Linked DNA regions of Homo sapiens: all the other regions are linked to region 3. Evidence: chromatin contacts called from ENCODE Hi-C or POLR2A ChIA-PET data. All regions are on one chromosome and are shown on one strand. Each heading gives the region's core, a stretch centred on a gene start or an enhancer-like site at or near the end of the contact. The rest is flanking DNA. Distances are from core to core; before and after follow the strand shown.

The links. Hi-C counts contacts between places; a loop is a spot of excess contacts on that map. ChIA-PET counts read pairs that join two places held with the same protein, here RNA polymerase II (POLR2A). Pooled maps may share reads with other maps.
Region 1: a pooled map shows a loop between it and region 3 (9-fold over the local background). The contact joins the promoter of SNHG17 here to the promoter of CTNNBL1 in region 3. A Hi-C loop is called at or near these places in 1 of 168 maps with a recorded cell type or tissue (CD4-positive, alpha-beta T cell), 1 of 37 single-sample maps with no recorded cell type and 9 of 50 pooled maps.
Region 2: a loop to region 3 is called in a map of CD4-positive, alpha-beta T cell, with 11 times the contacts of the local background. The contact joins the promoter of RALGAPB here to the promoter of CTNNBL1 in region 3. A Hi-C loop is called at or near these places in 3 of 168 maps with a recorded cell type or tissue (CD4-positive, alpha-beta T cell, CD8-positive, alpha-beta T cell and dorsolateral prefrontal cortex) and 12 of 50 pooled maps. POLR2A ChIA-PET finds 5 or more read pairs at or near these places in 1 of 52 experiments (GM12878).

What each region holds. Positions count from the first base shown.
Region 1 is chr20:38,432,528-38,437,033 of GRCh38, forward strand. It overlaps SNHG17 (small nucleolar RNA host gene 17), which reads right to left and starts at 2,801. Exons shown (of 8, transcript NR_185934.1): 1 at 2,500-2,801; 2 at 1,977-2,099. It overlaps LOC124904958, which reads left to right. Exons shown (of 3, transcript XM_047440636.1): 2 at 1,936-2,078; 3 at 2,315-4,189. The coding sequence ends at 2,961. It overlaps SNORA71D (small nucleolar RNA, H/ACA box 71D), which reads right to left and starts at 1,472; the gene lies at 1,335-1,472. RefSeq lists enhancers at 1,194-1,273, 2,554-2,843, 2,864-2,923.
Region 2 is chr20:38,470,538-38,474,936 of GRCh38, forward strand. It overlaps RALGAPB (Ral GTPase activating protein non-catalytic subunit beta), which reads left to right and starts at 2,306. Exons shown (of 30, transcript NM_020336.4): 1 at 2,306-2,532. RefSeq lists an enhancer at 2,027-2,096 and a silencer at 2,387-2,586.
Region 3 is chr20:37,691,826-37,696,393 of GRCh38, forward strand. It overlaps CTNNBL1 (catenin beta like 1), which reads left to right and starts at 2,205. Exons shown (of 16, transcript NM_030877.5): 1 at 2,205-2,327. The coding sequence starts at 2,298. RefSeq lists an enhancer at 2,483-2,542.

The DNA of each region.
Region 1 (4,506 bases), core at 1,551-4,050, 740 kb after region 3:
TGGGGAAATTAATCCTGGTGGCCCACGGACAAGACCGTCAAAGAGAACACCATGGGATGACCACTGGGCCAGTGGGAAATAGCTCTGACCACCCCCACACAGGCTGCCTTGCTCAAAACTACTTCCCTGACATGCATCAATGTGCTAAGCCCTGTCACCTTACAACTGAAGTCTTTTTTGTTGTTGTTGTTTAAAGACAAGGTCTGGCTCTGCAGCCCAGGCTGGAATGCAGTAGCACAATCTCGGCTCACTGCAACCTCCACCTCCTGGCGCATGCCACCACACCTGGCTAGTGTGTGTGTGTTGTAGACAGGTTTTTGCCATATTGCCCAGGTTGGTCTTAAACTCCTGGGCTCAAGCGATCCACCCACCTCAGTCTCCCAAAGTGCTAGGATTACAGGTGTGAGCCACCACGACCAGCCACAGTTGTCTTTTTCCAGCTCCTGTTTTTTGTTTTTTGTTAGGGACATAGTCTCACTCTGTCGCCTAGGCTGGAGTGCAGGGGCATGATCTTGGCTCACTGCAACCTCCACCTCCCAGGTTCAAGCGATTCTGGTGTGCCTCAGCCTCCTGAGTAGCTGGAATTATAGGCGTGTGCCACCACACCTAGGTAATTTTTGTATTTTTTAGTAGAGATGGGGTTTCACCATGTTGGCCAGGATGGTCTTGAACTCCTGGCCTCAAGTGATCCACACTCCTTGGCCTCTCAGAGTGCTGGGATTACAGGTGTGAGCCATTGCACCCGGCCCATCTCCTGTTTTTCATTTGTTCCATAACTGCTGAAAATCAACCATCTACCAAGCACCAGGTAAGTCAAGAGACAGGACTCAGATACTGAGACAGGCGAAGTGGCTCACACCTGTAATTCCAGCACTTTGGAAGACTGAGGGAAAATCACTTGAAGCCAGGAGTTCAGGACCAGCCTGGGCAACATAGCGAGACCCTGTCTGTCCCAGCTATTTGGGAGGCTGAGGTGCGAGGATCACTTGAGTACAGGAGTTCAAGCTATGATCACGCCACTGCACACTGCACCTCAGCCTGGACAACAGAGTGAGATCCTGTCTCTAAAAAAATACAATAAAATATTAAACAAAACTCAAGACACTGTCCTCAAGGTCACAATAGAGAGAGGCAAAGACAATCAAGCCAGTAATTGCCACAGGGTGTGACTAGTGGGGGCTGCAGCTGTGGTTTCACCACCAATCCTGAGGCAGGGACTCACCCCTCATAGACCCTGGTGAACGCCTCATGGAACCCTGCACTGAGCCTTGCACAGGGAGCACTCACTAATAAGACACCAAGTGCCAGGAGGCATTTGAAAGATGGTGAGAAGGAGGTGTGAGAAAGCTCCAGAGTTTGAAAGGGACAGGAGCGGACCCTCCAAACACGGGGAAGCACTTTCCGCGATTTCTCTCCCTGCACTATCAATGACCAGGGCACAGGCAGCCCACGATCACTTTCGAATACAGGTGCAAAAAAGGGCAGGTGAGCCCACGTCAGCGTGTTAGCTGCCAGATCTCCAGAGGGAGGCTCACCCCCCAGGGAAGAGAAGGGTACCCAGGACCCTGAGAGCCATCATCACTTCACAGGCAGATTCCATCTGTCCCCACCCAGAGTCCACAGGAAAACAGACTTCTGGTAAAAATGCCTCGGCTGTACATTCAGCCCACCAGTTCTGAGTATCTACACGTGGACAGGCACCGTGGGTTCAAAATCAAGAAAAACAGCCAAGGCCTCTGCCCTCAGAGAGCCTTTGCAGTTTCCCTACTTTACAGAAAGTCAACCTCAGGGGAATGAAGGAACTTAGCTAGCATGTGACCCCAAGCGCAGCCCGTCTCCTAAGTCACGCTTTGCTCTGCACCCGCTTTGCCAGACAGTTCTCAGAACTCAGAACTGGCTGAGCTCATTGACTGTCCCCTCTACTGCGTCCCACAGAAGGGTCCTTCCCCAAGGTGCGCAGAAGCAGCGGCACTTACCCAGGGGCATTCTCACCCCGCGGACAGTGGAAGCCCCTCAGGGGGTGCAGATCAGAGTGCTGCAGGAGAGAGAGGGCGCTGGCTGGTGCGAAGCCGTCCGAGGTGCAGCACAGCCCACAAGGCCTAGGCAAGGAAAAAGCACGGGGAGGGGGCTTTAGTACAAGGCCCGGGGACAGAAGTCCAGACTCTGCCCCACTGGAGTGCTGGCAGCGTCTTCCATTTAAACCACAGCTAACTGGTCTGTAAAATGAAGGTTCTAACACCTACTTTTAAAAGTTATTGAGGGGAAAACGAGTTAACGGTCTCAAGGACGTGGCACAATGACTGGCACTTTGTAGGCAACAGTCAAGTGGCTTTGGAGGCTTCCAATGCCAGGAGTCGGGGGCGGGCAGCTAAAGTCGCCGAGCCCTGTTTCCCGCCATCCAGGGGCACTAAGCCTCCCCGCAGAGTAGCTGCGCGGACAGGGGGTCTGACGACCGCACGTGGCCCGCTCAGCACTGCCGCGGCCAAGGGCGCGACTCACCTGCCAGTGTCTTTCCCGAGGACACGCGAATCCTGGGGGGCTCACTCCGGCAAAGAGGACGAGACACTGCACCAAGGACAGGGCCTGACCTCTCTGGCCGCCTTCCCCGGGGCCTCAGTTTCCCCCGATGGTGAGAGTGGAGCCGACCATGCGCCCTGCTGTGGACTCACCCGGCGCCCTGGCGTCGAGTGGCGGCGGAGACCTGACAGACAGCGTGGGAAAAATCAAGATGTCTGCAGATTTCGAGAGATGGGGTGCGGTGGCGTGCGATGGCGAAGGACGGCGAGGGACGGCGAAGGACTGAGGCCACACGACAAGGAAGCTACGCTCGTTTCGCGCCGGCGGAAATACAGACGAGAGCGCGAGCTGCGGCCTAGAGCGGTAGGAACCGACGCGAGCAGTCCTGCAGCGTCCCCTGGCGGAGCGGAGGCTCAACGCCAGACTCTGGAGGACTTGGGATAATTTTCGAAAACTATCTGGAAGTTTAGAAGTAAACTTCTCCCACTTGCTTTGCTTTTCTGTTTGTTCTGAAGATGTTCCTTGGTCACTGATTCATTATTAATCTGTAGGAATGGCCAATTTTCCATGATAGGAGCTGTTACTACGATGAGGGGACTGTGCTTAGTTTGGACTTCTTTCTGCAAGGGTCCAAAGGCATCTGTCTTTGATTCACCACTGTACTCAGTACCTAGTTCAGTGACTAGCACAGTTGAATGAATGAATTCTACCCCCGCCCCATTCCTTTTTTTCTGAACAATGTCAGACCGAGATGACTGAGTCATGGCCTGAGACTGGAATGTGAGCGTGAGAAGATGAGCCAAGAGAGATGCACAGCGGGTAACTGCTTTGCTAAACTCCAGCCTCAAAGTACACGGGATGGAGGGTGGAAAGAGTCTCTGAAGCAGAAGAGACCTGACCAGACTGGCATCTGAGGAACCTGATCAGATTTGCACAGTGACAGAGACTGTAGACAGATGTCCCATGTTCCCTGCAACATACTGGAGACAATCTTGGGAGGGGACTCATGGCCCACAAATCCTCATAAGCATTGGCACTGCCTGCACCCTGGGCAGGATGTGCCTCTTCGGCCTGAGACAGCCCTGCTACTGACTCTGCCCATGTTCTGGAGTGCAAGCAGCCCACCCTTGGGCCTGATGAGGAGCCCACGCCCCACCCTCCGCCCCGCTCCAGTCAGATTCTTGGTACTCAATAGGTCAGAAGGACAAGAAAATCCAGTCCTGATCTATGCAACCATGAGGGAAATGGGGGTCCCTGAGGTGAGATCTGCTCCATATTTTGTACCTGGGAGAGGCCCATGGGATTCCCAGACTGTGAGAACACTGGGAGTCTCTGTGATGGGGAGGGGCTGTGGGATGCTGCTATGGTTTGGCTGTGACCCCACCTAAATCTCATCTGGAACTGTACTTCCCATAATTCCCACCTGTCGTGGGAGGTAATGGAATCATGGGGGTGGTTACCCCCATGCTGCGGTTCTTCTGATAGTGAGTGAGTTCTCATGAGACCTGATGGTTTTATAAGGGGCTTTACCCACTTTTGCTCTATACTTCTCCTTGCTGCCACCATGTGAAGAAAGACATGTTTGCTTCCACTTCCGCCATGATTGTAAGTTTCCTGAGGCCTCCACAGCCATGCTGAACTGTGAGTCAATTAAACCTCTTTCCTTCATGAATTACCCAGTCTCAGGCAGTTCTTTATAACAGTGTGAGGATGGACTAATACAGATGCTGTGGCTGAGAGGACACTGGGCAGGGTGGTCAGGTGTGCCCACTTGTGGCCACACAGCCCTGGTGTCCTCTTCTGCCTCCCACTCTTGCTGTTACTCTCCATGTGACTTTGGCTAAGTGACCTAACTTCTCCGCCCCGCCTCAGTTTCCAGTTATGGAAAATAGGCAGTCATAGTTCCCTGCTCATAGCGTTGCTGTGAGAATTAAATGGAATGATTTATATCAAGACCGTAGCACAGAACAAATATCCAAGGCCTAGTAG
Region 2 (4,399 bases), core at 1,056-3,555, 780 kb after region 3:
GTTTATTGTACATGTGTGCTTTTCTCAAATGTTTCAAAGTGTTCTAATGTTTAGTCTTTAATTTTCCCTCAAGGTATATGTGCGTATGTGTGTTTTATTTTTATGTTTGTTTAAGTGAAGACTTCAAAAGTTTTAAAAAATTAGCAAAGAGTGCAGAAAAAACATATCTTTTATGCCAGGCACAGTGATGTGTGCCTTTAGTTCCAGCTACTTGGGAGGCTGAGGCAGGTGGATCGCTTGGGCCTGGGAGTTTGAAGCCAGCCTGGGCAACATAGCGAGGCCCTGTGTCTTAAAAAAACAAACCATCATTTAGAGAACCACTCACTTGCATCTCTCCTCCACCAACTTGCACCTAATATTAAATCTTGTCTTTCTGTCCAGAGCAGTAAGTCTTACTGCCTTACATGTTATGTAAAAACCATATTTTAAGCAAAATTATTTGTTTGTATAATTTTCTGTTGCATCAATATATTTTTTCTGTTAAAAATATTTAGGTGCCTTAGGCTGGAATTGAACACAATTTTGCCCATTTTAATTAATGGGAAAAATTTAACAGCTTTCCACTTAGAAGCAGAATTTCAGGAATGAATTGAAACCACTAGAAGGGTGATAGCTGTATTTTCATCATCTCCCCAAGGGCTTTGGGACAGCTTTCCCATCCTCTGTGCCTGTCACTTTTCCAATTCCCATCACCCGTTGTTCTTCCAGTTAGTCACCCCTCCCTTGTCTGTTACAGGGGTTCAGTATTAATTGTGTTAGAATGCATCTGGTTGCAAGTAACATAAAACTCAACAAACTCTGGTATATATAAGATCCCTCATCCCGATAAGACAGGAAGGTAGTACAGGGTTTGTGTAGCTGCTTGAGTATGACTTAAACAAACAGGCTCCTGTCTTTCTGCTCCACCTTCCTCAGCACAGCCCTCCTCATGGCCTCTAGGCTGCTGTGCTCCCAGGTGTTACCCAGTTCCAAGCATGAAGCAGGGGAAAAGTGAAGGACACAAACTTCTCCAAGGGAAGAAGGAAGGGAAGGTCTCCTTTGATACTTCTGCCTACATCTCAGTGGCCAGGACTTTGTCTCACTGCCACCCTTAGCAGCAAAGAAAGTTGAGAGTTGTGTGCTTTGCTTTTCAGCCCCTGTAGTATAGAAAGGCAAGGGAGTGGTTGAAATAGATCTTGAGTTAGCCAACTACATAATTTGTCACACTGTGTTTAATTGAAATGTATTGCTTGGATCCAGTGTCCTGGACATAGCCTCGTTCCTGTCCTAGCACATTCTTACCCTCCTTTTCCCTCTTCCTTCCTGTAGCTATTTTTCTGGGGGGTGAGGTGTGGTCTTGAGGAAACACTCTTCAGTTTTACCCTTTCTGTGAGGATACTAGTTCCCTTATCACTCATTCCTCCATAGTCTCTTCTAACTGAGGTGAGGAGTCAGAATCTTCTTTGCTCCCTTCTGCTTTTCAGACAACCGTGCCTTCACCTCTACTCAACACCCTGACCCCTCCTCCCTCTCTCAATACCCAAGGTCAGTCTCAAGGCCAGGTCCTCCGTGAAGAATTCCACCATCCCTCCCTCCTCTTCTTTCTCAGTCCAAGTTTCCTCCTTTAGATTCTCAAAGCACTTAAGCTGTACCTCTCCAATGGTATTATTTTCTTCGTTGAAGTGAAAGCAAATTATTGAAAGTGGTACTGTTTACAAAATGTCTAGCGCATGGCAGGTGCTCGAAGTAGTATCTCTTAGTATTATTACTACTGTCTTATCTCGATCAGATTCAGCTCTTTAATGAGAGGCTCTAAATCTTATGTTCGATTCACCTTTGTAACCCACACCGGGCCTGGAATAGAGCACTGTTCATAATTAATGCTGTGCCCGTGTAATAAGACGGCGGCGAGCAAAGGGCATCATTTCAGAGGAAGAGTGCTGTAATGGTGGGATGGGAGAAATTCCTAGAACCTAGGTGGGAGCCAGAATCTTGCAGAGAAGCCCCTTATCCGTCTGCACCGAAAGCAGGTAGAGTGGATGCCGTAAGATTCCTAAGGACGCAGGTAGAGCGCCTCCTCTGTGCCGCGATGAGGTAGGTGCATCCGTCACTTCACTCCTCCCTCTCCACTTGATCCGGAATGGGAGGAACGCAATGCGTCCCGCGCGGCGATCTGGGATAGCTGCGCAGGCGCAGCTTCCGGCTCTGTGTCTCGGGAATTATTTGACGCCACCGGTTCAGCCCCGTAGAAAGCTCTGATTAGGCGCACCGCGCACGCGCAGTGGCCCACTTGGCTGGGGAGTTATTTGACGCCGCCGCCCCTGGCAGTCGGAAGTTGCCTGAGCAGATCCCAGCCGGCTGGCTCGAGTGGCCTTCGTCGTCCCTTGGCGCCCTGGGAGAGTCGCTGACGGGTGGACTGACGGACCGCCTGAGGACGGCCGGCCAGGGCGGTGAAAGCGCCAGCCCTATGGCGCGGGTCGCGTGAGGCGGAAGGCCGAGGACGGCCGGCGGCGGCGCCCGCCCCGGCGATGCGGGCCCCGCCCGTCGCCTCAGGTAACCGGGCAGCCGGCCCCGCCGCGGCCGGACCCTCCCCTCTCCTTCCCTCTCTTCCCCACCTGGCGGTCAAGGGACGGCTGAGGCTTGTTTCTCGGCTCTGGGTGCTCCAGGGGCCCGGCCTTTGGAAGCTCATCTGCAAATTTTTGGGAGACCCACGGGGGCGGGGAAAGCTTGGCCCTGGAGTGGGCGGCTGCTGTCGAGTCTGTGTAAACCCGGTCTAATCCTTGGGAGCTACCCCGGCCAGGCGAAGCTCTCTCCTGGCAACCTGGGGGAGGGGGCGGGTCTGGAGCGGAGCTAGACAACTCCCGCAAAGAATTTGGTCCAGCAGAAAGGTTAGGCAAGTTGCTGCCGCCCAGTGGGGACGATGCTGCCCATTGCACAGTGACACTTTGATGAGGGAGAGTTGATGATGGGAGTAAACAGCTAACCCCCATTAAGCGCTTCTTATCCGCCAGGCATCATGCCAGGCCATTACGTTCTCCACGTCTAACTTCACAGCAACCCTGTGAGGTAGGATTGTTGTCCCCATTTTACTGACGAGGCAACTGAGTCCCTGGGTGGTTGGGTGACTTAATTACCCAAGGTCACATAGCTAGTAATTTGAACCGGAGCATCCGACCCAAGTGCTTAACAATTAGGGCAGTGGCTCTCCAACTTTGCTACACTGTAGAATCACCTGGGGGAAATTGTAAAGGTTTCTGATGCCCATGTGGCATCCCAGACCAAAACAATCAGAATGTCTGGAGTTGAAAGCCAGACTTCAATATTTTTTTTTTAAAGATGCCCAAGTGATTCCAGCTTGCAGCAAAGTTTGGGAACCGCATGTAATTTGATAATTCTGCATCTCAAAAAGCATCTCTCTTTCTCCAGCTTAAGTGTGCAGGAGAATTGTCTGGGAGCTTGTTAAACTTGCAGGTTCCACCCGCAGAGATCTTTAGGTTGACTGACCACTACACCTTGTGAAAGACTGTTAGGGATGGAATTCTCTGCAGGGATTCTGAGTCATCTGGAACATTTAAAATGTATGCATCTTATGCAAACTGCTCGTTTGCAATTTTCCTAAATATACAGTACTTATAGGTGTAGCGTCTGTAACCTCTGGGTCGTTTTTACATATGCTGGAAGTCTGCCTAGACCATCCTCTGAACGTTCTGGCCATCCCACCCAAACGCACACACTTCTGCTCTCTCCTATATGCATATACACACCCTTTTCTTTTCTTTCTTTCTTTTTTTTAGACAGAGTCTTGCTCTGTTGCCCAGGCTGGAATGCAGTGGCATGATCTTGGCTCACTGCAACTTCCGCCTCCTGAGCTCAAGCAGTCCTCCCACCTCAGCCTCTCAAGTAGCTGGGACTACCACGCTTGGCTAATTTTTGAATTTTTTTTGTAGAGATGGGGTTTCTCCATGTTGCCCAGGCTGGTCTCAAACTCCTGGGCTGAAGCAGTCCACCCACTATGGTCTGCCATAGTGGTGGGATTACAGATGCGAGCCACTGTGCCAGGCCTACATACCCTTTTCTTCCTGTCTCTGGCTGCATTAGCTTTAAGCATTCCCTTCAAGATACCTCTGTCCCTGACCCCTACCCACCTTGAGTCCTTCCAATTTGCTCTTTAGGAACATCGTAGTGAAACTTATCAGTTATTTTTCTGAGTTGTAGTTCTATCCCTACTTCTAGATTATGAGAAGCTTTAGGGCAGGGACTATGTTTTCTTCATCTCTGTATTCCTTCCAGTGCTTTGACATACAGACTCACAAAGCTTTTACTCAGTGGAATGTTTGGGTCCTTTTATGTCATAGATAGATCATGTTGCGAACAGATTCTTCTCTATTTCCATTTTTGTAAAAGATGTTTGGTAGTTCCC
Region 3 (4,568 bases), core at 955-3,454:
TTACTCTCTCCTGTCTTCCCAAACAAGGCACAGTCTATATTCTATTTTTTTTTTTTTTTTTTGAGACGTAGTCTTGCTCTGTCGCCAGGCTGGAGTGCAGTGGTGCCATCTTGGCTCACTACAATCTCCACCTCCCTGGTTCAAGCGATTCCCCTGCCTCAGCCTCCCAAGTAGCTGGGACTACAGGCACGTGCCACCACACCTGGCTAATTTTTTGTATTTTAGTAGAGATGGGTTTTCACCATGTGGGCCAGGAAGATCTCAATCTCCTGACCTCGTGATCTGCCCTCCTCGGCCTCCCAAAGTGCTGGGATTACAGGCGTGAGCTACCACACCCGGCCGGGCACAGTCCATATTCTTATATAAGTAGGAGGGGGAAAGACACCCAAATAGACTGAATTCAATGCAGATTGCATAGGTGATCCTTTAAAAACATAAGCCCAGTCACAAAACTACCTTGCTTAAAACTTTCCTTATGCCGTTAGCATAAAATCCAATCTCTCTCTCTTTTTTTTTTTTTTTTTTTTGAGACAGAGTCTTGCTCTGTCACCCAGGCTGGAGTGCAGTGGTGGAATCTCAGCTCACTACAGCCTCTGCCTCCTGGGTTCAAGCGATTCTCCTGCTTCAGCCTCCCAAGTAGAGGCATGTGCCACCATGCCCAGCTAATTTTTGTAATTTTTAGTAGAGACGAGGTTTCACCATGGTGGTCAGGCTGGTCTCAAACTCCTGACTTCAAGTGATCTGCCCGCCTTGGCCTCCTAAAGTGCTGAGCTTACAGGCGTGAGCCACCACGCCCGGCCACGCCTAGCCAAAATCTAATCTCTTTACCATGGCACACAAGGCCCATTATGAAACCTCTCCCTCTACCAGGCACTGTACTAGGCTTGGGGGATACAGTGGTGAACATGACACACACATGTCCTGCTTGCATAGAGCTTGCAATCCAGTAAATGAGGCTGTCAAGAAACAAATAGTCAACCATTAAGCACAAAATTACAGAATGAGATATATACGTAGTGGAGCAGGTACTTGGAAAAAGAATAATGAGGAGAGAGGTTGATTACCTGGACCAGGGTGAGTTGAAGAAGCCCTTGTAAGAAAGTGACATTTGAGACCCGAAAGATGAGAGAATTGGATGAGGTATGGTGCTGATGGCCAGGCAGAAGGGGAGAGGATTTGTCATTCTGAGGAATAAGAATAATTTCTGTATAATTGGAGCCAGTGCAGATGGGATGGGGACCAAAATTATAAATATGAAGGGCATATAAATATAATATAATACATAAATATAATTATAAATATAAAGGACAGGGGCTTATGGAAGGAGGTTTAATTTCCTTTGAAGATGGAGCCTTAAGTCCCAGGTGCATTCTGATCTTGTTTAAGATCAGATGCACTCTGAATGATTCTCTTCCAATTATGGGCAACTTTCTCCTCCAGAAACCTTTTTATATCACCTGGGTAGCAAGGGGATCATCTAGTGACCGTTAGACTTCGCATAGATGAGCAGACACAAGCCTAGAGAGGGACATGTGATCACCAATAGTTTCTCAGCCAGTAATAGTTGTACAGCCTTGGAACAAGTCACTTTTTGAGCCAGCACTATCTGATAGAAATTAATGGGAACCACAAATGAGAGCCACATGTGTAATTTAAAACTTTCTACTAACCACATTTAAGAAGTAAAGAGAAACAGGTAAAATTCATTTTATAATATATGAATTTGACCCAGTATATCCAAAATATCATTTCAACCTGTAATCAATGTAAGTCTTAGAAATCTGGTGTGTATTTTATTTACACTTATGGCACATCTCACTTCGGAGTAGCCATATCTCAAGCGCTCGGTAGCCATATGTGGCTAGTGAGTAAAGTATTGGATGGTGCAGTTGGGAGCGTCAGTTTCCTTTTCTGTGAAATGAGGATAAATCACTGGAAGCTCGTGAGAGCGCACACGAAACACCCGGCACTCCGCCCTGGACACTAGGGACGCGCAATCAAGTTTGGTTTCTTCTGGTCCCTGCTCTCCCCTCCCGCCCCTCCTCTAAGTCTCCGCCCCCTTTCCCCGCCCCCTCAGGCTCCAGGCGGAAGCAACCCTGTTCCAAATGCAGCGCGCTTTACGGCGGCGCGTCCTTTTACCGCGGTGTGGCCGGCTCGCTTGTCGCTCGCACTTTTGCCCTATTGGCTCTGCGGCTCCGCTCGCCGCACTTTACGGCAGTGTGGCTGGAGCCGCGGCTGACGGGCCCGCGGTCTGGGCGTGAGTGCAGGGAAGTGGAGTATTTGCTGGGCCGGGTACCATGGACGTGGGCGAACTTCTGAGCTACCAGGTATGAGGGGCAGGGAGGGCCGAGCGACCGCGTTCTCACCTGGGCAGGGGTCGCAGGAGCCAGAGCCCTTTCATCTCACCTCCTCTCGCCTCACTCCCGGGCCCTCTAACTTCTCATGCCACCCGGGGTCTCAGCCCCTCGTTTTACTTTGCTCTCCGAAGCCCTCCTGGGCCCTTTCGATTCATCCCTTCTCAAGACCTGAGCCCTTCACCTCCTCTTCCTCACCCTGGGGCCTGGTTCCCTGAAACTCCTCTGAAACCCCAGACTATCCTTTTTTTCACAACCATGTCCTCTCAGCTCTCATGTCCCCCCAGTCATTGAGGTGATGGTGGTGGCGGCGGTGGGAGTGCACTGGTCTCACTTGGATTTGATCTCCAGCTTCTCCACTGACTGGCTATGTGGCTTTTGGACAAGTCATTCCCCCCCTCTTTGAACCAAGTTTTTGTATCTATATAGTGGAGACACTAATAACTGCCTTAGTAGGGTTGTTTGAGGACTGTACCAACTGATATGTATGAAAGCTGGTTTTAAAGTGTGGAAAGCTGTGCTTGTGTTTACTGCGATTTGCAGGAGATGTTGGGAATTCTAGCATGGAATGAGTTTCTAGGAATCTTGCTCAGGGTCCCCCTTGCCTAGGAAACTTGTGGGGAAACTGTATGGGACCTAGAGAGCAGAAAGGGCTTGTCCAAAGTCACTCAGAAACAAGGAGCTGGAATTTGAGCTCAGGCGTACTGACTTCCACCCCAAAGTTTTTCCCCCACTTTGATTCCATAGGAGGGTCATTGCGAGGAGCAGTAGAGCTGCACTGCCGAATGTCGTAGCCACTAGCCACATAGGCTGTTGATTGCTTGAAATGTGACTAGTCTGAATTGAGAAATACTGTAAGTATAAAGACACATTTGGGTTGGAGACTAGTATGGAAAAAGTGAAATTTTTATATTGATTACATGATCGTACTGATTATATCAATTACATTGGTTATTGGTCATATTGATTAAATGATCATATTTTGGATAATGGGTGAAATAAAATATACTTAATTAATTTTTAAAATTTTATTTTATTGTTATTTAGAGACAGGATCTTGCTCTGTCGCCCATGCTGGAGTGCAGTGGCACAATCATTGCTCACAGTAGCCTTAAACTCCTAGGTCTAAGGTATCCTCCCAAGTAGCTAGGACTGCAGGCAGGCATCACTATGCTTGGCTGATTTTTAAATTTTTTGTAGAGACAGGGTCTTGCTATGTTGCCCAAGATGGTCTCAAACTCCTAGCCTCAAGCAGTCTTCCCACTTGGCCTCCCAAAGTGCTGGGATTACAGGTATGAGCCACCACACACCACACTCAGCCAATAAAATATGTTTAAAACCAATTTTAACTGCCCCTCTTGACATTTTAATGTGTTTACTAGAAAATTTAAAACAACATATATAGTTCAGCTTATATTTTTGTTAGACAGCCCTGCAGTCAAGAATAGGTGATTAAGAGCCATGAGTCTGGACCCCTAGGTTGCTGGCAGTCTCTGTTTTGCTACTAACTGGCTGCTGTAACCTTGAACAAAATACTTAATTTCTCTCTGCCTTGGTTTCTTCATCTGTAAATGGGGGACAGTGACGGTAGCTGCCTCACAGGGCTGTTGTGAAGCTGTTGAGAAATGGAAAGTCCTTAGACAATGCTTGCCAAAGAGTAAACATTCAGTAAATATTAGCAGTTATTTTCATACCACTCCCTCAGCCAAAGTACAAGAAATTGACCCTGGACGCTTAAGACATCATGGGAAAGAACAGTTCAGCAATGGGGAGCTATATAGCCAAGAGATTTTTCTTTTAAAGACAGTTTAATTGATAGTGAAAGATGAAGGGAAATAGGCAAGTTATTAAATCAGTGATTGTATGCCGGCTTGGAATTTCTAGAATGGCTAGCCCATTAAAGCTAGAAGAGTTTCATTCATTTGCTCAACAAATATATATTGAACACCTACTGTGTGCAAGGCAGTCTATCCACTGGGTATACAACACTGAATAAAAGACAAGATTCTTGCTTTTGTGGAGCATCTGGTGGGAAGTTACAAGATAATAAGTAAACAATGCATTCAGTTTGTGGTAAGTGCTGGGAAGGGAATATAGCAGAGTATGCTATAAAATTGCACTGCTTTGTATAGTAGCCACTAGGCACATGTGATTATTGAATACTTAAAATGTGACTAGTTTCGAATTTAGATCTGCTACATGTGCAAAATACAC